Linked DNA regions of Homo sapiens: region 2 is linked to region 1. A link is an interaction called in ENCODE POLR2A ChIA-PET data of the cell type or tissue named here. Cell type or tissue: GM12878. All regions are shown on one strand. Each heading gives the region's core, and the rest is flanking DNA. Links, peaks and the distances in the headings are about the cores only.

Evidence for each region. ChIA-PET counts read pairs that join two places held together with the same protein. Peaks named below come from ENCODE experiments on the same cell type or tissue, not always from the same donor. Only the 100,000 strongest peaks of a DNase experiment are listed, where the experiment ranks them.
Region 2: POLR2A ChIA-PET joins it to region 1 with 9 read pairs; 2 of 35 experiments call an interaction of 5 or more read pairs at or near these places.

The regions. Positions count from the first base shown.
Region 1 is chr5:179,909,684-179,919,895 of GRCh38, forward strand. It overlaps a transcript of RNF130 not described here. Among named protein-coding and RNA genes, the nearest start is that of TBC1D9B, 6.9 kb to the left of the region's middle. RefSeq lists an enhancer at 7,392-8,309. In GM12878, for the core only: no CTCF peak of the experiment used is centred there; a DNase peak (open chromatin) is centred at 4,637.
Region 2 is chr5:179,687,032-179,698,839 of GRCh38, forward strand. It overlaps a transcript of CANX not described here and the pseudogene HMGB3P22. Among named protein-coding and RNA genes, the nearest start is that of CANX, 6.0 kb to the right of the region's middle. RefSeq lists an enhancer at 11,041-11,570 and a silencer at 11,581-11,808. In GM12878, for the core only: no CTCF peak of the experiment used is centred there; no DNase peak of the experiment used is centred there.

The sequences.
Region 1 (10,212 bases), core at 2,928-6,927:
TTAAAGTGCAAAACGTAGTGGTTTTTAGTATATTCACTAGGCTGGGCATCCATCATCACTAATTCCAGAACATTTTTATCAAGTCAAAAGAAACCCCTTACCCATTAGCTGCCATTCCCCACTTCCCCCCGGCTTTGCCCTGGCAACCATCAATCTATTTTGTCTCTATACATTTTTCCCATTCTAGCCATTTCTTCATATAAATGGAACCTTACAATATGTGGTCTTTTGTGTCTGTCTTCTTTCACTTCCCATCATGTGTTCGAGGTTCACCCACGTTGTAGCACGTATTGATGCTTCATTCCTCCTTATGGCTGAATAGTACCCCACGGTATGGATGCACCGCATTTTATTCATTTGGATGGACATTTGGATTGTTTACCCCTCGTCTATTATAAATAATGCTGCCATGAACATGTGTACAAGTCTTTGTGTGAATATGTGTTTTTAATTCTCTTGGGCATATATTGAGGAGTGGTATTGTTGGGTCATGTGGTACAGCTATGTTTAACTTTTTAAGCAGTGACCACACTGCGCTCCAAAGCAGCTGTAGCATTCCACATGCCCACCAGCTGGGTGTAAGAGTTCTAGGCAGGGCGCGGCGGCTCACGCCTGTAACCCCAGCACTTTGGGAGGCCGAGGTGGGCAGATCACAAGGTTAGGAGATCAAGACCATCCTGGCTAACACGGTGAAACCCCGTCTCTACTAAAAATACAAAAATTAGCCGGACGTGGTGGCATATGCTTGTCCCAGCTACTCGGGAGGCTGAGGCAGGAGAATTGCTTGAACCCGGGAGGTGGAGGTTGCAGTGAGCCGAGATCACGCCACTGCAACTTCAGCCTGGGCAGCAGAGTGAGACTCCGTCTCAAAAAAAAAAAAAAAAAAAAGAGTTCTAGTTTTTCCATATCTTGTCAACACTTGTTATTGTCTTTCTTTTTTTTTGATGCTCATTTCTAGAGGGTGGGAAATGGTATCTCGCTGTGGTTTGGATTTCCATTTCCCTGATGACTGATGATGGGCTTTTGGGTTATTTGTATATTTTATCTGGAGAAATGTCTATTTGGAGAAATGTCCTTTGCCCATTTAAAAAATTTTTTTATTTTTTTATTTTTGAGACGGAGTCTCACTCTGTCGCCCAGGCTGGAGTGCAGTGGCATGATCCTGGCTCACTGCAGCCTCTGCCTCCCAAGTTCAAGCGATTCTCCTGCCTCAGCCTCCCAAGTAGCTGGGAGTACAGGTGCGTGCCACCATGCCTGGCTAATTTTAGTATTTTTAGTAGAGAGGAGGTTTCACCATGTTAGCCAGGATGGTCTCGAAATCCTGACCTCAAGTGATCTGCCCGCCTCGGCCTCCCAAAGTGCTGGGATTACAGGCGTGAGCCACTGCACCCGGCCTCTGGCTCCAGTGCTTTTCCACACGTGTCAGACACGTGCTGCCTTTGCCCCCAGCATTCACTTCTCCCGTCTGTGCAGTGTCGTTTGTTTTTCTGCAGTGGGAACCGTGCCTTAGAACGCTCAGCTCTTGTCTGTCAGGTGAAGACACATGGACTCCTGGGCTGTGAAGGTGGAGCCCATGCCAGCTGAGGCCATCGGTGCATTCTATCTGTGATCACAGGGGCTGGCTGGTGATGGCCATGTGCCTCCAACCAAGTCAGTTGGGCCAGGGAAATACCGTCCTGACCTGGGCCACCTCCTGGGGACTGGCTCTTGTGTTGATGGAGCTACTGCCACCCTGAGCCTGGGGATGGGGTTCCCAATGAGGAGCAAAGTTGGCATGTGTCTTGGTGTCAGCATTTGAGGGTGAAATCACACCAAGCCTGACATAGGCACCCCTGGGCATTTTGGCTTTTGGGAGCCATGACATTCCCCTTTTGTGTTAGCCAGTTTTGGCTGGGTTTTCTGTCATTTGTAACCAAGAGAGTCCTCAGTGATACACGTCACCACCAACAATACTCCATGTGGTCAAATCAGCTTTTTCAATAGGTTTTTATTGAAATGGTTATATTAGCAAATTCTGCACATACGGGTGTACACTGTTGGCATATAGGTATATACCATACAATTTCACTACTTGATTATACTTACACCAACCATGCAGACCAAGGAGCTGTGCTGCCCAGAACATTTCAAAGGGTTGATGAGATCTGATTGTCAAGAACCAGCTCACACTCTACTTGTAGGTGTTTGTGTTCCAGACAAGAAAACTCCCCCGACAGGGAGGCCCGAAACTGAGCTAATCGTCAGTTTTGCTTCTTGAATATTGACTGTTCTTTCTGGCACAAGCTATCCAATGAATTAAATTAAAATTTTAATTAAAATTCAAGTGCATAGTTTCCTTTTCATCCCTCAAGGTGGAAGATAAATCATTTGCCACATTTAGGTATATCCCAAGCCTCCCCACCCCCACATTACCTGTGCTATAGTTAGAAAAATAGTTTTGTACGCCATCTTCTGAGATGTTGTGCATAGTGAGCAGGAACCTAGAGTACGGTGGGCTCTTTCAATGACCCAAATATGAAAGGGGCAACTTTAATATTTTATGAGTATAAAAGCTACGGAGGGTCCAAAACAACTGTGACATATGTGGCCTAGGGCTTGCACCAGCTCCTCCTCCTGTACAGGAACAGGATGCTTCCATCAGGTGAGAATGTTCTCCATACCTCAAATCTCATTTCCTAGCTTGGAGCCTTTTCCTGTTTTTGTAATCACACGGGACAAGTTTTCTTTTTAGACAGAGTTATTGCCTCTCTGCAGCAGATCTGGTCCCAAGCCCCAGTCAGGAGATCCCCTCCTGCAGCTGGCTCAGCAAGCCAGGCCCAGGCTGTCTGGAGAACGCCTGGAGACAGCACCCTCTCTGCTTCTCTCCAGGATGGCATGTGTCATCTCAGGCTGGGCACTCAGCAGAGGTGCCAGGACCTGGACCTGGGCCACACCTACTGGCCCAGTCCACAGAGCACAGCCAGCAATCCGCAGCCTTTCTGCTGAAGGAGCGCTTACTCGCCTGAAGGAAGAGAAATGGCCAGGACGGTATATTCTACCTAACCACCTCACCCCACCGTTTCTTTACAAACATCTTGGTTCAGTACCTCCCAGTCATTGGAGAAGTCCTTTAATATCACATAGTGTAAATATACTTGCACTTAATTGGAGATAAAGGCTGTTCCAAAAGCAAATTTGAATTCACTCTGTGTTGGGTTGAATTTGTAAACCACAGCTCAGAACCAGTCTGTGACGCTCCGCAGATGTCGGTGGCTATAGAGAGAGGTGGCTAGGGAAGGCGATGATCCGCGGATGGGTGGGGAACTGAGGAGGCCAAGTCAGCTTTGCCAGGCCACCATGTGCCGCCAGGAGCTGGGCAGCCTGAGGAGAGCAAAGATGGGCCGGGAGCCTCCACCTCAACTGACAGGAGACTGCTCACCACATGCCCTCCGAGTTCCCACAGGAGAATGCACGTGCGCTGGGCAAGGTGCCACCCTCGGCTCGGGACGGCAGCCTTGGCGTCTGGCTACGGGCGCCGCTTTCACAGGGGTGGCTGGGCCGCCTAGAGCTTTTGTGGTACAGAGAGGAGGGGCCAACAGGAGGAACTCCACAGCCCAGGCGGAGGTCTGAGCAGGCCAGCAGCACCGAATCCTTCTGAAAGCTTGAAACTCAAGTTGCAGGACGTTCAAAGGTGCTTTTTTTTTTTTCTTTTCCATAAAGGATCTTCCTTCTTCCCCAAGTTAGAGTGAAGAAAACAGGAAAAAAATACCTTCAGCTTAGGGTGGAAAAGGAAGGAAAACCCAAGATGAGTGCAGGTGACGACCGGGCGGCCCCCACAGGGTCTCTGCAGGACCACAGGAGCCAAGACTCAGGCATAAGAGCATCACCCTTTCAGCAGCCAAGGCGGGTGGCACCTTCCCCTCCATGGTCACTGGAGGCTGTGGGGCCATAGCTGCAGAGAACGCAGGCGGCGGGAGACCCTCTCAGCCTCTCTTCTTCCAAGCTCAGTTTCTTGAGATCTTCCAGGATACCCACAAAAAAGAGGGTGAACCTTTAACAATGCCCCAGAGGAGCTTCGTGGCTACAGGGGGCCTCCTGACCCCCAACCCAGCCCTCTCAGCCAGGCCTCAGGAGGCTAGTGTGACCTCAAAACTCAGAGCCCCCGTGAGACACAGGGCCAGCCAGTCCCATGCCTTGCAAAGGGGAACGTTCCTCCCAGGTGTGGATTTGGGGGCTCACGCTTTGCTTTCCCTGTAGTTGCCTCGGACAGTAAGGAAAGGAATTCCAAGGAGCAGACATAGGCACCTTGTCCCCACCTGCCTTCTTCCGGTGTTTTTTTCTGATGCTACAATACTTCAAACACACAGGGCTTCTCCCAGTCCTTCTGCAAGGCTCTTAACCATAGCCCAGGGAGCTGTGTGAATATTACAATCAACAGCCTTTCCTAATGGGCTGAAAGGAGGGTGTGTCGAAGCTTTGGAATGCTTTACCAACAAGGCCAAAATACAAGACAAAACTCCACGCCCCTCATATGTAACAACTGCCCTAACCAGACCTGGGAGGGGAAGGTGCCTATTTTAAGCTGTGGGTATCGCCCTGCGATGAGTCCTTACTCATCTTCCCACACTCCCTGACAGTGTGAGCCAATGTTGACTTTAGTCACATTAAACTCTGCTTCCGGGTGACACTGAACACACGAGAGGAAGTGAGAGCTAGTTGGACAGCCTTTCTTGAAGAAGGAAATCATACTCAATTGCTTTTCTAAATCCATTGCCTTCAGTAGCTCCTTCTGTCCACACTTTAAATGTCAGTGTCCCCAGGGCTTTATCCCAAGCCCCATCCTCATGTCACTGGGTGGTCCCAGCCCCACTCTGGCTTCCACCTCCATCTGAACTCAGGGACACCTCTCCTGGCCAGCTCCCCTTGGGAGATTCTGCCTCCAGCGCATGGGAGGGTATGCATGCCTGTGGGGGTGTTTTGGGGGAGGGAGGAGGAAGGAGGAGATTTGGGTGACATAGATATTGTGATTACATGGAGATACTTCAGCAGGACAAGATGGTATGTCCACTTAAAAACACAGCTTCTGACCGGGCGTGGTGGCTCATACCTGTAATCCCAGCACTTTGAGACACTAAGGCGGGAGGGTCACTGGAGCCCAGGAGTTTGAGGCTAGCCTGGGCAACATGGAGAAGCTCTGTCTCTAAAAAAAATTTTTAAAAATTACCTGGGTGTAGTGGCATGCGTGTGTAGTCCCAGTTACTCGGGAGGCAGAGGTGGGAGGATTGCTTTAGCGCTGGAAGTTGAGGCTGCAGTGAGCCAAGATTACACCACTGCACTCCAGTCTGGGCAACAGAGTGAGACCCTGTCTCTAAATAAAATTAAAAAACAGGCTGGTGCGGCTCACACCTGTAATTCCAGCACTTGGGAGGACGAGGCAGGTGGATCATTTGAGGTCAGGAGTTTGAGACCAGCCTGGCCAACGTGGTGAAACCTCGTTTCTACTAAAAATACAAAAAATTAGCTGGGCGTGGTGGCATGCATCTGTAAATCCAGCTACTCGGGAGGCTGAGGCAGGAGAATCACTTGATCCTGGGAGGCGGAGCTTGCAGTGAGCCGAGACGGCGCTACTGCACTCCAGTCTGGGCGACAGAGTGACACCCTGTCTCGAAATAAAACAAACAAACAAACAAAAAACCCACAGCTTCGCAGGCATTCTGATGCAGGGGTCTGCAGCCTGGCCACCTTACCCCCACTGCACCTCCACCTGGGCACCAGGTTCGCACCTCCATGCCTCTCCTTCCAGAGCCCCTGCCAGCCCAGACCCAAAGTATCCCCACAGGACTCTCCCTGGGTCCCATCAACACCCGCCCAGGAACCAGGCCTGGAAGCCCAGGCTTCTGCTTCTATCTCCCTCTTCTTCCACTTGGCGTCAGAGCCTGGTGTGGGGTCTGTGAATGCTTCCCCTTTGCCTTGGCCCCTCAGGCGGGACTGGCATCCCAGGCTGGTGCCGTGCCTAGCCTCCCTGACCCCCAGTGCGGTTCCTTTTCTTTCCAAACAGAGACAGGAGTCTGGTCTCCCTGGCAAGCCTTCCCTGCCCAGGAAGTGCTGCCCTCGCCTCCTGGCCACTGTCCCCGCCTTGTCTTGACTGTTCCCTTGGGCCTCTCTATGGCTGCAATGCCTCTCCTCCACCTGTGCCCTGGAAGTCCCTCCTCATCCAGATTCACCCTCTTATCATTCGCTCTCACACCCCAGTTGCTTGATAACGTGCCCATGAACAGCCAACATCTTAATGGTCACAGATTCACCCCAACTTCAAGCATGTGTTTGGCACAGAGTGAGAGCTTAATAAAAGTTTGCTGGCGATATTAACTGTAGAATCCCACTTCTCTAAAATCAGTGTTTTTGTTTCATGACATTTATGAGCAGCAACCACTTGTCAAGGAGCCACACTGTCACTTGCCAGTGGTTAATGTCAACCACCGACATTAACGTCACCTCGTTTTCCTATAGCAGAGCCAATGCCTCAATAATAAAGGTTAACGGCGAGAGAACACTTTGAGTTTTCTTCAGTTAAAACTAGCTTCAGCCGGGCGTGCGTGGCATGAGCCTGTGGTCCCAGCTACTGGGGAGGCTGAGGCGAGGTCAAGGCTGCAGCGAGCCATGACTGTGCCACTGCACTCCTGCCTGGGTGACAGAGCGAGATCCTGCCTCTAAAAAAATAAAAATATAAAATACCAATTTGATTTAGCGTGTAGCTCGAACGGATTGGATGTGAGGGTAATAAAAACATGAGAAGAGCTTATAAAGCCAATAGAAAATGTCAAGCTTGTAAAATTCAGTAATCTCGTTTTTAAAAATACTTTTCCAAATATCATCAGACTCACTGGCAGCTGGGGCTGTTGCCGCATCAGGGAAGCCGGCAGGTGCCAGACCTCAGTGCTCAAGGCAGTGCCTCGTGAATGTGCCTCGCAGCCAGGCCTGAGGACCACCAGGGGAGCTGGGGCCTCTCTGCAAAAGCAAGGCTCATCAGGGTTGTGAGGAGTTTTTAGCTGGGGGCAGAGCTTGTCTTCCCAAGAGGAGGGCAGAGGCAGGCAGCCCTGGGCAGACATGCTTACCACCATCAGTGGCTGCCAAGCTCTGCCTCCTGCGCTGGAAGCCCTGGCTATCTGGCCTTCCCTCCCCTCCCTCTGGATTAACAGGAAAGAGGGGTTACTCCTCCCTTAGGATGTTAAAAGTCACCAAAGCTTGGCCAGGCGTGGTGGCTCATGCCTGTAATCCCAGCACTTTGGGAGGCCAAGGCAGGCGGATCACGAGGTCAGGAGATCGAGACCAGCCTGGCTAACACAGTAAAACCCCATCTCTACTAAAAATACAAAAAATTAGCTGGGCGTCGTGGCAGGTGCCTGTAGTCCCAGCTGCTCGGGAGGCTGAGGCAGGAGGATGGTGTGAACCCGGGAGGCGGAAGTTGCAGTGAGCCAAGATCGCGCCACTGCACTCCAGCCTGGGTGACAGAGCAAGACTCCGTCTCAAAAAAAAAAAAAATCACCAAAGCGGAAGCATTTGCATTTCAATAGTCACAACCAACTCCCAGAGGATGCTGATGGCTGCCCTGGCCCTAGACTTGCTGATCCTGCCACACAGGCCCATGGTCTCCTCACCCGGGCACAGGCCCAGCTCACAGCAGTCCACTGGAGGCAGGGGGGTGGATGTGTGGTGTAAATAGCTGACTCCTCAGCCTCTTCCTTACTTCAAACAGTTCCCCCCTCAACAATGACTGAGGTTATCATACATTTCCTAATAACCGCTGCTGGTGGCAAGACTTGCAACCACGGAGGCACTCACTCTCTGCACCCCATCACACCTGCAGCAGGCGGAACACTGCTCCCCAAGCGCCTCAGGGAAGCGCTGCCCATGTGGCGACGTGTGTCTTCACAATGCTCACCGGACAAGCAGCCCCGGCCACTTCCTGCCAGGGTCCCGACTTAGCAGGGATTTCCCCCAGCATAGCAGCTAGTAAAGAGGCTGTTATTTGGGATTAAAAAAAAAATGCCATTCTTGGCTGGGCATGGTGGCTCACAACTGGAATCCCGGAACTTTGGGAGGCCGAGGTGGGGGTGGATTGCTTGAGCCCAGGAATTCAAGACCAGCCTGGGCAACATGGCAAAGTCCCATATCTCTACAGAAAATCCAAAAATTAGCTGGGTGTGGTGGCACGTGCCTGTGGTGCCAGCTACTCGGTGGGCTGAGGTGGGAGGATCACTTGAGCCCAGGAGGTGGAGGCTGCAGTGAGCCAAGGTTGCGCCACTGCCCTTCAGCCTGGGTGACAGAGTGAGACTGTCTCAAAACAAAAATAAAAATAAAAACCTGAAACCAAAAACCAAATCATCCTCTCTGTTCCTGAAGAGCATGGCCTTAATGAGAAGTTAGTGTCCCTCCTGACAAAGACAGGCCATTCTGTAGCTGAGCCAGAGAGTGACCCCAATTTTCCAGAAAAGGGTGTCAAGCCAGGATCCACAGCACTGTTCTGAGTACGCTCCCCTGCAAGCAATGCCTCCTTGTTATTCTACCGTGAATGTGTGCCCCAGATTTCCCAGAAATTCAAATGTTATATTAATAGACAGATTCTAGGGGCCTGAAATTTGTACTTCTTCTCACGTAATTTCATACCTTTTCAGTAAAGAAACTGTCTTGAGTGGAATTTAACGTATACACATTGGTAAGACCTCAAATCAGGAGAAAATGCTACATCAGGATCTGCGTTTTGGTTTGGGAAAACAAGGAGGTGGTATAGACAACACGGCAATGATCCGAACTGAGCTCTCCTACCTTTCAGGTGGGTCAAACACATACAAATGCAGACGCGTGTCTGGAACCTCCAGCAAATGGGCTCCAGCTTCCTGCAGACTCACCCTCTCTCTGAGAGCCCAATGGGGAAACCTGCTTTTCTGAACGATGCTATATTGAAGCTGCTCATTGAAAATATTTTTATAGTACGAAGACTATCATAAAGAAAAACAAAACAAAAAAACCCCCAAAGCCCTTGGTAAAAGGTAAAACACAAAAGCTGCTAAGACCTTTAAAATCTGCACCATTCTAGCCTCAAATGAGCGAAAACGAAATGCCGCTGCCCGCTCTCTGACAATGCTCCTGAAGCCTGTCCCCATCCGGGGCTCTGCAGGTTTCCTTCAGGCACACCTGTGTCTGAGGCGTTATTGACGCGTTAGGAGAAAAGACACTTTAGGAGAAGCTGCACGTGGAAAAATGGCAAGTGTTCACTTCAAACGTATATTCCACAGTCAGTGAGAACAGGGCAGGGGATTCACGCATCTGCTTCGTTTGCTGTCGGATCTGACCCTGGGCATGTGGAGACTGGGGTTCCTGTTCTCACAGCAAGGGTCTGTGCGCCTCACGCCCCCACAAAGCTCATGCCAATGAGAGGCAGACTCAACTCAGGTGTGTCCTTTTGCAAAGAGGGTGTGCAGATTAGTTTTATAAATTTGCCCATAGTGGTTCTGTACTGGGATTAGCAGTAAGATGCAATTTTCTCATCATGTTAATTCGATGTCATCCCAGGTGTGTGGGAAGATCCCACATGTCCCTGATGCCTGGGATGCTGGCCACTGCACCCTGTCCTGTAAGCCTGTCGGCCGGTGCTCATGTGCCTTCTTCATGCTGTGCTGGGGCTGCTGGAGGGGACTGGGCTGCACAGTGGACAGTGAAGATGGGTGCTTATCTGGTATCTGCAGCGAGAAGGGGGTTTGGTCTTCCCAATGAGACATTCCAGATCATTCTGTCTTTCACAACTGCTGGCCATCCCCCTGAAATCACTGTGCCCAGAGACACTGCTGGGCTGGGCTCCCAGGTGCCACCTCCCTATACACACACTCCCTATACTGACGGGTGGCCGAGTAGACGTGTTCACAGGCTGCAGGGACGGAGGGGCCTTCAGTGTTTTCGTGCTGACTTAAACACTTGTCACTTTACGTCATGCTCAACACGGAGGCTGGAAAACAGCGACGCAGACGGCTGCCTGGCCCCGCACACAGACCCGGCCCCACGGCCTGGGTCTCCCACGGCCCTGCCCTGGCAGGAAGTGGGTGGTCAGAGTCTCAGAGGAGATACAAAGGCAAGGCCTTCTCTCAACCCCCTTTAGAAGGGGCCCTTCAGCAGGAAGTAGAATAAGCGAGAGGGGAACATCCAGAGCCAGGTCAGGGAGCAGCACCTGTACTCCAC
Region 2 (11,808 bases), core at 3,489-7,488, 220 kb before region 1:
CTCCCAAAGGTCTGGGAATACAGGCATGAGCCACTGCACCCGGCCTGCAGTTTTTTTGTTTGTTTGTTTGTTTTTTGAGACATGCCACCATGCCCGGCTACCGCTCTGTCACCCAGGCTGGAGTGCAGTGGCATGATTTTGGCTCACTGCGACCTCCACCTCCCGGGTTCAGGCCATTCTCCTGCCCCAGCCTCCCAAATAGCTGGGACTACAGGCATGCGCCAACACGCCCGGCTAATTTTTTTGTATTTGCAGTAGAGACGGGGTTTCACCGTGTTAGTCAGGATGGTCTCGATCTCCTGGCCTCGTGATCCACCCGCCTCGGCCTCCCAAAGTGCTGGGATGACAGGCGTGAGCCACCGCGCCCGGCCTGTGCTCTGTGTTCTTGTGCTTGGTCTGTTTATCGTTGCACCAATACTGTTGATACCTAGTAATGTAAATCTTCCAATAATATTCTTTAAGATTGCTTTGGCTTTCTAGGTCCTTTGTATTTCCATATAAATTTTAGAATTTGATTGTCAGTGTTCACAAATAAACCCTCATGCTCACTGTTGAAAGCTTTCTCTTCTTGTCATGAAGACACTCAAGAGCTTAAATCAACCCCCAGAAGGTTGTCTGATGGACATGGAATCAGAGCCCAGGAATATTTTAACCAAGCCAGTGATTCATATTCATTCTTTCTCCCTCCACAGTATGTCTATGTTATTAAAGTCAATTTTCAGCCACGCACGGTGGCTCATGCCTGTAATCTCAGCAATTTGGGAGACTGAGGCAGGCAGATCACTTGAGGGCAGGAGTTTGAGATGAGCCTGGCCAACATGGTGAAACCCTGTCTCTACTAAAAATACAAAAAATTAGCTGGGTGTGGTGGCGCACACCTGTGGTCCCAGCTACTTGGGAGGCTGAAGCAGAAGAGTCACTTAAACCCAGGAGGTGGACGTTGCAGTGAGCCAAGATAGTGCCACTGCACTCCAGCTTGGGCAATGGTGCAAGACTCCCTCTCAAAAATAAATAAATAAAGTCAGTATTCTTTTTTTTTTTTTTTAAGATGGAGTGTCGCTCTGTTGCCAGGCTGGAGTGCAGTGGCACGATCTCGGCTCACTGCAACCTCCACCTCCTGGGTTCAAGCGATTCTCTTCCCTCAGCCTCCCGAGTAGCTGGGACTACAGGTTAGCGCCACCACACCCAGCTAATTTTTGTATTTTTAGAGACAGGGTTTCACCATGTTGGCCAGGATGGTCTTGATCTCTTGACCTCAGGATCCGCCTGGCTTAGCCTCCCAAAGTGCTGGGATTACGAGCGTGAGCGACGGTGCCTGGCCTAAGGTCAATTTTTTTTTTTTTTTTTTTTGAGACGGAGTCTCACTCTGTCGCCCAGGCTGGAGCGCAGTGGCACAATCTCGGTTCACTGCAAGCTCTGCCTCCCGGGTTCACGCCATTCTTCTGCCTTAGCCTGCCAACTAGCTGGGAATATAGGTGCCCACCACCACGCGCAGCTCATTTTTTGTATTTTTAGTAGAGACGGGGTCTCACCGTGTTAGCCAGGATGGTCTCGATCTCCTGACCTTGTGATCCACCTGCCTCAGCCTCCCAAAGTGCTGGGATAACAGGCGTGAGCCACTGCGCCCGGCCGCCTAAGGTCAATTTTCATTAGCAATCATGATATTTGGCCAGACATGATGGCTCATGCCTGTAATCCCAGCACTTTGGGAGGCTGAGGCAGGTGGATCTCTTGACCTCAGGAGATCGAAACTAGGCTGGCCAACATGGTGAAACCCCTACTAAAAATACGAAAATTAGCCAGAGTGCTCCAGGGGCTGAGGCAAAAGGATAACTTGAGGCCAGGAGTTTGATGGTGCAGTGAGCCATGATCGTACCACTGCACTCCAGCCTGGACAACAGAGTGAGACACTATCTCAAAAAAACAACAGAAAGAGGCCGGGTGTGGTGGCTCATGCCTGTAATCTCAGCACTTTGGGAGGCCAAGGCGGGTGGATCACTTGAGGTCAGGAGTTCAAGACCAGCCCAGCCAACATGGTGAAACCCCCTCCCTACTAAAAATAAAAATAAAAAATTAGCTGGGCATGGTGGTGTGCGCCTATAATCCCAGCTAATTGGGAAGCTGAGAATCGCTTAAACCCAGGAGGCAGAGGTTGCAGTGAGCAGAGATCGTGCCACAGCAGTCCAGTCTGGGTGACAGAGCTGTCTCAAAAACGACAGCAAGAACAACAATAACAAAAAACCAACGAAAACATACGTCAGACCGATCATAGATGACCACTAGGAATGGTACACAACTTCCCTTATTTCATGGCCTACCAAAAAGAGAAAGCTACAAAACCCAACAAGTTTTTTTTTTTTTTTTTTTTTTTTTGAGACAGAGTTTTGCTCTTGTTGCCCAGGTGGGAGTGTAATGGCGCAATCTTGGCTCACTGCAACTTCTGCTTCCTGGGTTCAAGCGATTCTCCTGTCTCAGCCTCCTGAGTAGCTGGGATTATAGGCGTCCGCCACAATGCTTGGCTAATTTTTTGGTATTTTTAATAGAGACAGGGTTTCACCGTGTTGGCCAGGCTGGTCTCAAACTCCTGACTTCAGCTGATCCGCCCGCCTCGGCCTCCCAAAGTGTTGGGATTACAGGCGTGAGCCACCACACCCGGCCTCTTTTTTTCTTCTTCTTCTTTTTTAAGTTCTTGCCTACTCCTGGAAGTCTTTATTTGATTATTTGAACAGGAAATGTTAGGAGAGATGATGGATAATTCCCACTTAAAATGGATGTTAACTCCTTTCACAAGAAGACCTTGATTTTGAGGACATTTAATGAAGACTTCAGAATTTAAAGATTCACAATTTAAAAAATGGCTCCTGGTTCCTTTGAGGATCCCCATCTCAATGTCACTGAAAAGATGAGGTTTGGAGCCCGTGAGGAAGGGAAGGGTGTGCTACCGGGTCCCAACAGGTCTGAATTGAAGGACATAAGGTTTATTCTGATGGCAGAAAGGAAAGGAGAAGAGCATCTGAAGATTTTTCAGAGTTTTCCACATCACCAGCATTTCTACCACACTGGCTGTGAATCACACTGGGTGTGAATGTCAGTGGGTCTCTTCTGGCAACCAAGAGGAATATTCCCCAAACCAAGGAAGCTAAATCTTGTTTTTCCCCATGGAAATTTCAGTCTGGCTTCTGTGATAGTCTGTTAGTGACATTTGCCCTTCCCTGAAACAACATGGTGTTCTCTGTGCTAATATAGTTTTAAAAAAGAAGTTGGCCAGGCGCAGTGGCTCACGCCTGTAATCCCAGCACTTTGGGAGGCCGAGGCGGGTGGATCACCTGAGGTCAGGAGTTCAAGACCAGCCTGGCCAACATGGTGAAACCCCGTCTGTACTTAAAATACAAAAATTAGCCAGGTGTGGTGGTACGCACCTGTAATCCCAGCTACTTGGGAGGCTGAGGCAGGAGAATCACTTGAACCTGGGAGGCGGAGGTTGCAGTGAGCCAAGATCGCGCCACTGCACTCCAGCCTGGGGGACAAGAGTGAGACTTCATCTCAAAAAAAAAAAAAAAAAAAAAAATCTGAAAAAAGGCTGGGCCCAGTGGCTCACGCCTGTAATCCCAGCACTTTGGGAGGCTCAGGCAGGTGGATCACGAGGTCAGGAGTTGGAGACCAGCCTGACTTACATGGTGGAAGCCGTCTCTACTAAAAATACAAAAATTAGCCGGGCGCGGTGGCATGCGCCTGTAATCCCAGCTACTTGGGAGGCTGAGACATGATAGTCACTTGAATCCAGGAGGCAGAGCTTGCAGTGAGCCGTGATCATGCCACTGCATTCCAGCCTGGGCGACAGAGTGAGACTCTCTCAAAAAAAAAAATAATAAGTAACATAAATGTTAATTTGACTTTTTGGTTTGTATTATAGGTAAAATTATAAACATGGTTTTATATTGATATGAGCTATAAATTTATAGTGGGTTTATGTTTATAGACATTGATATATTATTTTTTTACTTCATTTTTTTGAGACTGTGCTCACTCTGTTGCCCAGGCTGGAGTGCAGCAGCATGATCTTGGCTCATGGCAACTTCTGCCTCCCAGGTTCAAGCAATTCTCCTGCCTCAGCCTCCCGAGTAGCTGGGATTACAGGGCCTACCACCATGCCCAGCTAATTTTTGTATTTTTGGTAGAGATGGGGTTTCGCCTCGTTGGCCAGGCTGGTCTCGAACTCCTGGCCTCGAGTGATCCACCCACCTCAGCCTCCCAAAGTGCTGGGATTACAGGTGTGAGCCATCATGCCTGGCCTATATACATTTAAACAACACTGTGTGGCTGGTTAATATTTTGAAATGTTAGCCAGTGTATTGTTTTTTCAGGCAGACCAAGCTGAGTAAAAAAGTGAGTGGGCCGGGCACAGTGCTTCATGCCTGTAATCCCAGCATTTTGTGAGGTCAGGGTGGGAGGATCCCTTTAAGCCCAGGAGTTTGAGACCAGCTTGGGCAACACAGGGAGATCCCATCTCTGCAAAGAAAAAAAAGAAAAAAAAATGAGTCAAATTGCCTGATCATGAAAGGGAGAATGAAGCAGATGTCATTTGGCTCTGGAAGACAGGAAGAGCCACTACACTGCAATCCCAGCTCGGGATAGCATGAGGCGAGGCAGTACTCTCTTCCTCTCCTTGGGCTCTTTGACATCCCTATATACTTTCCTTGAGGTAGTTTCACTATATCTCTCTTCTTTATTATTTATTTTATTTAATTAATTTATTTATTTTTTGAGACGGAGTCTCGCTCTGTCGCCCAGGCTGGAGTGCAGTGGCACGAACTCAGCTCACTGCAAGCTCTGCCTCCCGGGTTCACGCCATTCTCCTGCCTCAGCCTCCCGAGTAGCTGGGACTACAGGCACCCGCCACCACGCCCGGCTAATTTTTTTTGTATTTTTTAGTAGAGACGGGATTTCACCATGTTAGCCAGGACAGTCTCGATCTCCTGACCTCATGATCCACCCACCTCAGCCTCCCAAAGTGCTGGGATAACAGGCGTGAGCCACCGTGCCCGGCCTATTTTTTTTTTTGAGACAAAGTCTCGCTCTGTTGCCCAGGCTGGAGTGCAGTGGTGCGATCTCGGCTCACTGCAACCTCCGCCTCCTGGGTTCAAGTGATTCTCCTGCCTCAGCCTCCCAAGTAGCTGGGACTACAGGTACGCACCACCATGCCCGGCTAATTTTTGTATTTTTAGTAGAGACAGGGTTTCACCATGTTGGCCAGGCTGGTCTTGAACTCCTGACCTCAAATGATCTGCCCATCTCGGTCTCCCAAAGTGCTGGGATTACAGGCATGAGCCGCTATGCCTGGCCATCTGTGTTCCTTATAACCAAAAAGAGCCCCCGGTTTAAAAGCTCTTAAAGGTCTGGGAGCAGTGGTTCACATCTGTAATCCCAGCACTTTCAGAGGCCAATGGAGGATGATCACTTGGAGCAGCCCCTGAGCAACAAAGAGCCCCTGTCTAATTATTTTATTTTTTAGAGACAGGGTCTTGCTCTGTTGCCCAGGCTAGTGGAGTGCAGTGGCATGATCATGGCTCACTGCAGCCTCAACCTCCTGGGCTGAATCTATCCACCTACCTCAGCCTCCTGAGTAGCTGGCACTCAGGCATATGCCACTAATTTTTTATTTTCTGTACAGATAGGGTTTTGCCATGTTGCCCAGGCTGGTCTCAAACTCCTGGGCTCAAGTGATCTGCCTGCCTCGGCCTCCCAAATTGCTGGCATTACTGGCAAGAGCCATCGCATGAGCACATAGTACATAATGATTCCTTACAAACCAGTATGAAAAAGACAAAACCTAGGCTGGGCGTGGTGGCTCACGCCTGTAATCCCAGCACTTTGGGAGGCCAAGGCGGGTGGATCACGAGGTCAGGAGTTCAAGACCAGCCTGGCCAAGAAGGTGAAACCCCATCTCTACTAAAAATACAAAAAATTAGCCGGGCACAGTGGCAGGCGCCTGTAGTCCCTGCTACTCAGGAGGCTGAGGAAGGAGAATCATGTGAACTCGGAGGGTGGTGGTTGCAGTGAGCCGAGATCATGCCACTGCACTCCAGCCTGGGCAACAAAGTGAAACTCCGTCTCAAAAAAAAAAAAAAAAAAGACAAACCCTATAGTGGAAAAATGGACAAACGACATGAATAGAGAATTCACAAAGGAAAAAAAATATATATGGTTAATGAACATGAAAAATGTTGGCCAGGTGCTGTGGTTCACACCTGTAATATCAGCACTTTGGAAGGCTGAGGCAGGGAGATCACTTGAGCCCAGGAGTTTGAGACCAGCCTGGGCAAGAAAGTGAGACTCTATCTCTACAAAAAATAAAAATTAGGCTGGGCACGGTGGCTCAGGCCTGTAATCCCAGCACTTTGGGAGGCCAAGGCAAGTGGATCACCTGAGCTTAGAAGTTTGAGACCAGCCTGGCCAACATGGCGAAACCCGATCTCTACTAAAAATAGAGAAATTAGCCGGGTGAGGTGGCACATGCCTGTAGTCCCAGCTACTCTGGAGGCTGAGGCAGGAGAATCGCTTAAACTGGGAGGTAGAGGTTGCAGTGAGCCGAGATTGTACACTGTACTCTAGCCTGGGCAACAGTGAGAATCTGTCTCAAAAAAATAAAATAAAAATAAAAACTAGCCACGCATGGTGGTGCATGCCTATAGTCTTAGCCACTTGGGAGGCTGAGGCAAGAGGATCCCTTGAGCCCAGAAGTTTGAGGCTGCAGTGAGCCATGATTGTGCCACTGTACTCTAGCCTGGCCGGTAACTTGTCTTAAAAAAAAAAAAAGTTTAATTTCACTGTAATAAAATAAACTTCAATTAACATAGTTACATATCTTTTTCTTTGTCCATCATTTTGACAATGCCAGATTAGCATGAGTATAGAGAAACTTTAGAGAAATGACCATTACCAGCCTAACTATTAAGAAAGTAATGGGCCGGGCGTGGTGGCTTATGCCTGTAATCCCAGCTACTCAGGAGGCTGAGGCAGGAGAAGCGCTGGAACCCGGGAGGCCGAGGTTGCTGTGAGCTGAGATCCTGCCATTGCACTCCAGCCTGGGCAACAAGAGAGAAACTCCGTCTCAAAAAAAAAAAAAAAAAAAAAAAAAGGAATGAGAGCGAACAATACAGCCAGGATGGCTAAAGGTGACCCCAAGAAACCAAAGGGCAAGATGTCTGCTTATGTCTTCTTTGTGCAGACATGCAGAGAAGAATGTAAAAAGAAAAACCCTGTCAATTTTGCAGAATTTTCCAAGAAGTGCTCTGAAAGGTGGAAGACAATGTCCGGGAAAGAGAAGTCTAAATTTGATGAAATGGCAAAGACGGATAAAGTGCACTGTGATCGGGAAATGAAGGGACCAGCTAAGGGAGGCAAGAAGAAGAAGGATCCTAGTGCCCCCAAAAGGCCACCATCTGGATTCTTCCTGTTCTCTTCGGAAATCCGCCCCAAGATCAAATCCACAAACCCTGGCATCTCTATTGGAGATGTGGCAAAAAAGCTGGGTGAGATGTGGAATAACTTAAATGACAGTGAAAAGCAGCCTTACATCACTAAGACGGCAAAGCTGAAGGAGAAGTACGAGAAGGATGTTGCTGATTCTAAGTCGAAAGGGAAGTTTGATGGCTCAAAGCGTCCTGCTAAAGTTGCCTGGAAAAAGGTGGAAGAGGAAGATGAAGACGAGGAGGAGATGAGGAGGAGGATGAATAAACAAAGTGTTTATCTGTCAAAAAAAAAAAAGTAAATGGATAAAAATGTGAGTGCTCCCTCTCTCTGTGTGCCCACTTTCTCCTTCAAGCAAAAGGTAGGCATGAGCAAGGATGAGGGTGGCTTTGAGGGAAGGATGGAGAGACAAGCTATGAGAAGAAGCTGGATACGAAGGATAAATGGATCAACAATTTTGTTTACTCTTTTAAACATACTGCCTATTTTGAAAAAAGTACAAAAGCTAAAGCTAAAATTTATTCCTTTTTTAAGTTTTTATTTCTTTCATTTATTTATTTATTTTTGAGACGGAATCTTGCTCTGTCTCCCAGGCTGGAGTGCAGTGGCGCGATCTCAGCTCACTGCAAGCTCCGCCTCCCGGGTTCACGCCATTCTCCTGCCCCAGCCTCCCCAGCAGCTGGGACTACAGGCACCCGCCCCACACCCGGCTAATTTTTTTGTGTGTGTGGTTTTTTTTAGTAGAGACGGGGTTTCACCGTGTTAGCCAGGATGGTCTCGATCTCTTGACCTCGTGATCCACCCGCCTCGGCTTCCCAAAGTGCTAGGATTACAGGCGTGAGTTTGAGGCGGAGTTTCACTCTTGTTGCCCAGGCTGGAGTGCAATGGCGCAATCTCAGCTCACCGCATCCTCTGCTTCCTGGGTTCAAGCGATTCTCTTGCCTCAGCCTCCCGAGTAGCTGGGATTACAGGCATTAGCCACCATGCCCGGCTAATTTTGTATTTTTAGTAGAGACAGGGCTTCTCCATGTTGGTCAGGTTGGTCTCGAACTCCTGACCTCAGGTGATCCACCCGCCTTGGCCTCCCAAAGTGCTGGGATTACAGGCGTGAGCCACTGTGCCTGGCCTATTTTTATTTATTTATTTATTTTTATTTTTATTTTTTTTGAGACGGAGTCTCGTTTTGTCGCCCAGGCTGGAGTGCTGTGGCGCAATCTCCGCTCACTGCAAGCTCCGCCTTCCGGGTTCACACCATTCTCCTGCCTCAGCCTCCCGAGTAGCTGGGACTACAGGCGCCCGCCACTGCGCCCGGCTAATTTTTTGTATTTTTAGTAGAGATGGGGTTTCACCGTGGTCTCGATCTCCTGACCTCATGATCCACCCGCCTCGGCCTCCCAAAGTGCTGGGATTACAGGCGTGAGCCACTGTGCCTGGCCTATTTTTATTTTTTTAGACAGGGTGTTACTCTGGTACAGTGGCCCAATCTTGGCTCACTGCAGCCTTGACCTCTTGGCCTTAGACAATCCTCCCACCTCGGCCTCCTGAGTAGCTGAGACTACAGGCTCAAGCCACTATGCCAAGCTAATTTTTGTATATTTTGTAGAGATGGGGTCTTGTCATGTTGCCCAGGCTGGTCTTGAATCCTGGGTTCAAGTGATCCACCCACCTTCGCCTCCCAAAGTGCTGAATTAGAGGCATGAGCTACCTCACCCGGCCTGATTCTTTGTTGAAAAAATCATATGCATGTTTAAAGAAAGTGTCATTTCTTTTTTTTTTTTTTTTTTTTTTTTTGGAGACAGAGTCTGGCTCTGTCACCCAAGCTAGAGTGCAGTGGCACAATCTTGGCTCACTGCAACCTCTGCCTCCCGGGTTCAAGCGATTGTCCTGCCTCAGCCACCCGAGTATCTGGGACTATAGGTGTGCACCAGTATGCCCGGCTAATTTTTGTATTTTTAGTAGAGATAGGGTTTCACCATGTTGGCCATACTGGTCTTGAACTCCTGACCTCAGGTAATCCGCCCGCCTCAGCCTCCCAAAGTGCTGGCATTACAGGCGTGAGCCACTGTGCCTGGCCAAGAAAGTATTTCTGCTTCTAGAGTTTCAGGCCCCCTCTCCAGCATTAACCTTTCCTAGCAGTTTCTCGTGTTTCTTTCTAGTAAGCTTGTTTGGCCAAGCTTACATGTATGAGAATACATCTCCCTTTTCAGTATGAAAGGAAACACACCTTTCTCTGTGCTTTTTCACATGACACTAAATCTTGACTGTTGCTCCATGTCAGAATGTAAACAGGCTGTAAACCTCTTGTTACTGCACTTCCTTTTATTGGTTTTCACAGATGCTGTGTTTTTACAAATTGAATGTGGCAACCCTGCATCAAGTAAGTCTATAAGCACCATTTTTCCAACAGCACGTACTCACTTCTGGTCTCTGTCACATTTTGGGAATTCGTATAATATGTTTTCATTATTATATCTGTCATGGTGATCCAGGTTGATGTTACTATTGTAATTGCTTTGGACTGCACAAACGATGCCCATGTAAAACATCTGTTTGTTTTTATTATTTATTTATTTAGAGACGGGTTCTCACTCTGTTGCCCAGGCTGGATGAAATGCAGTGGCCTGATCTTAGCTCACTGCAGCCTCCTCAATCAGGAGTCAAGGATACTCCTGCCTCAGTCTTCCTAGTATCTGGGTCTACGGGTGTGCACCATGCCAGGCTAATTTTTTTATTTTTATGTTTGTAGAGACAGGGGTCTCACTATGTTGCCCAGGCTAGTCTTGAACTCCTGGCCTCAAATGATCCACCTGCATCAGCTTCCCAAAGTGCTCAGATCACAGGGAGAGCCACCTCGCCCAGCCAATTCTGACCTCTTTGCCAGTCCATTCTGGATGGAAGCAGTCCCTCCCCTTCAGAATCCCATTGAATTCTCCATAGTACCACAGTCTTTTGGCACTTACCTTTGCAGGAGTAGCTCTTTTGCTCACAAATGTACTTCCTGTAACTACATTTTAAGCTCATTATTTGGATCATGTAGCATCCAGAATTTTATTCTGCTTTGAATAGCTGCTTCCCCAGGTAGACAGGAAACCAAAATTCTCCTACACAAATTTTGGGGCTGAAGTTGGGGCGCCGTGGCTCACGCCTGTAATCCCAGCACTGTGGGAGGCAGAGGCAGGTCGATCACCTGAGGTCAGCCTGGCCAACATGGTGAAACCTGTCTCTACTAAAATACAAAAATTAGCCGGGCGTGGTGGCGGGCGCCTGTAATCCCAGCTACTCGGGAGGCTGAGGGAGAATCGCTTGAACCCGGGAGGCGGAGGTTGTAGTGAGCTAAGATCGCACCACTAGACTCCAGCCTGAGCGACAGAGCAAGACTTCGTCTCAAAAAAATAAAAATAAAAAAAATTTGGGGGTTGAGGGTTGGATGATACTAACTCATGCAAACACCAAACCCTGCCTTTCTTCCCCTTCCCGGTGGCAAGAGGGCTTTTCAGATCAGTGATACATTCGCTGATTCTAGTGTTTTCCACCCTAGTAGTCAAGCCTTTGGGTGTCCAAACAAATAGAGAACAAGAGATCAGGATCTCTAAAGGTCTAGAAAAACCCTGGGCCACTTCCATTTTGTGAGGTTCTCAGCATACTGAAAACTGAAGATGTACTAAGAGTGGGTTACTAAAATGGTGGCGTATCTTAAATCTTTCCATGGCACCATCCTTTCTCTCGTCCTGTCATCCCTGTATCTCTCTGCCCTGACACCTAATCTCACTTCAGGAAACATAAATTGAAAGTTCAAATAACCTCGGATTATATTATTCTGGACTGTGTGTTATGCTGGGCGACGAGGCTGCGCAGGCTCCTGGGCCGAGCCATGACTCTGCAGGAACTGCGGCGCCGGCTCACACAGCGCGGAGCAGTGCACGCCAATCCGGCCAGGCGCTCGCGCTGGGTTCTGCTCACGCCCGTAGGGGCCCGCGTTCGCTGCAACGGGCCCTTCCTGATGGCCGATCGTCGGACTCCTACCCCTTTTGCCGGCTGCCGTTTGCCCCGTCAGCGAAGGGCGCGCGATGCGTCCCAAGTCTCGGCTCCAGGAACCAGACGGGTGAGGGCTACTGGGGGTTGGGTTGGAACGCCCCGAAGGCACCACAGCAACCGACGCGGGAACGCCTGTTAAACCAGCCCCGCCCCGAGACGCGCGCGCCCGGCGGTCTCGATCCAGCGTGGCCCGCCCCTCACCTCCCGCCCAACCAACAGCCACTTCCTGCCTCACTCCCGGCCAATCTTCACACTCCACGAAGAATAGCCGTAGGGGGCGTATGGGACGGTGCGTAGAGCGAT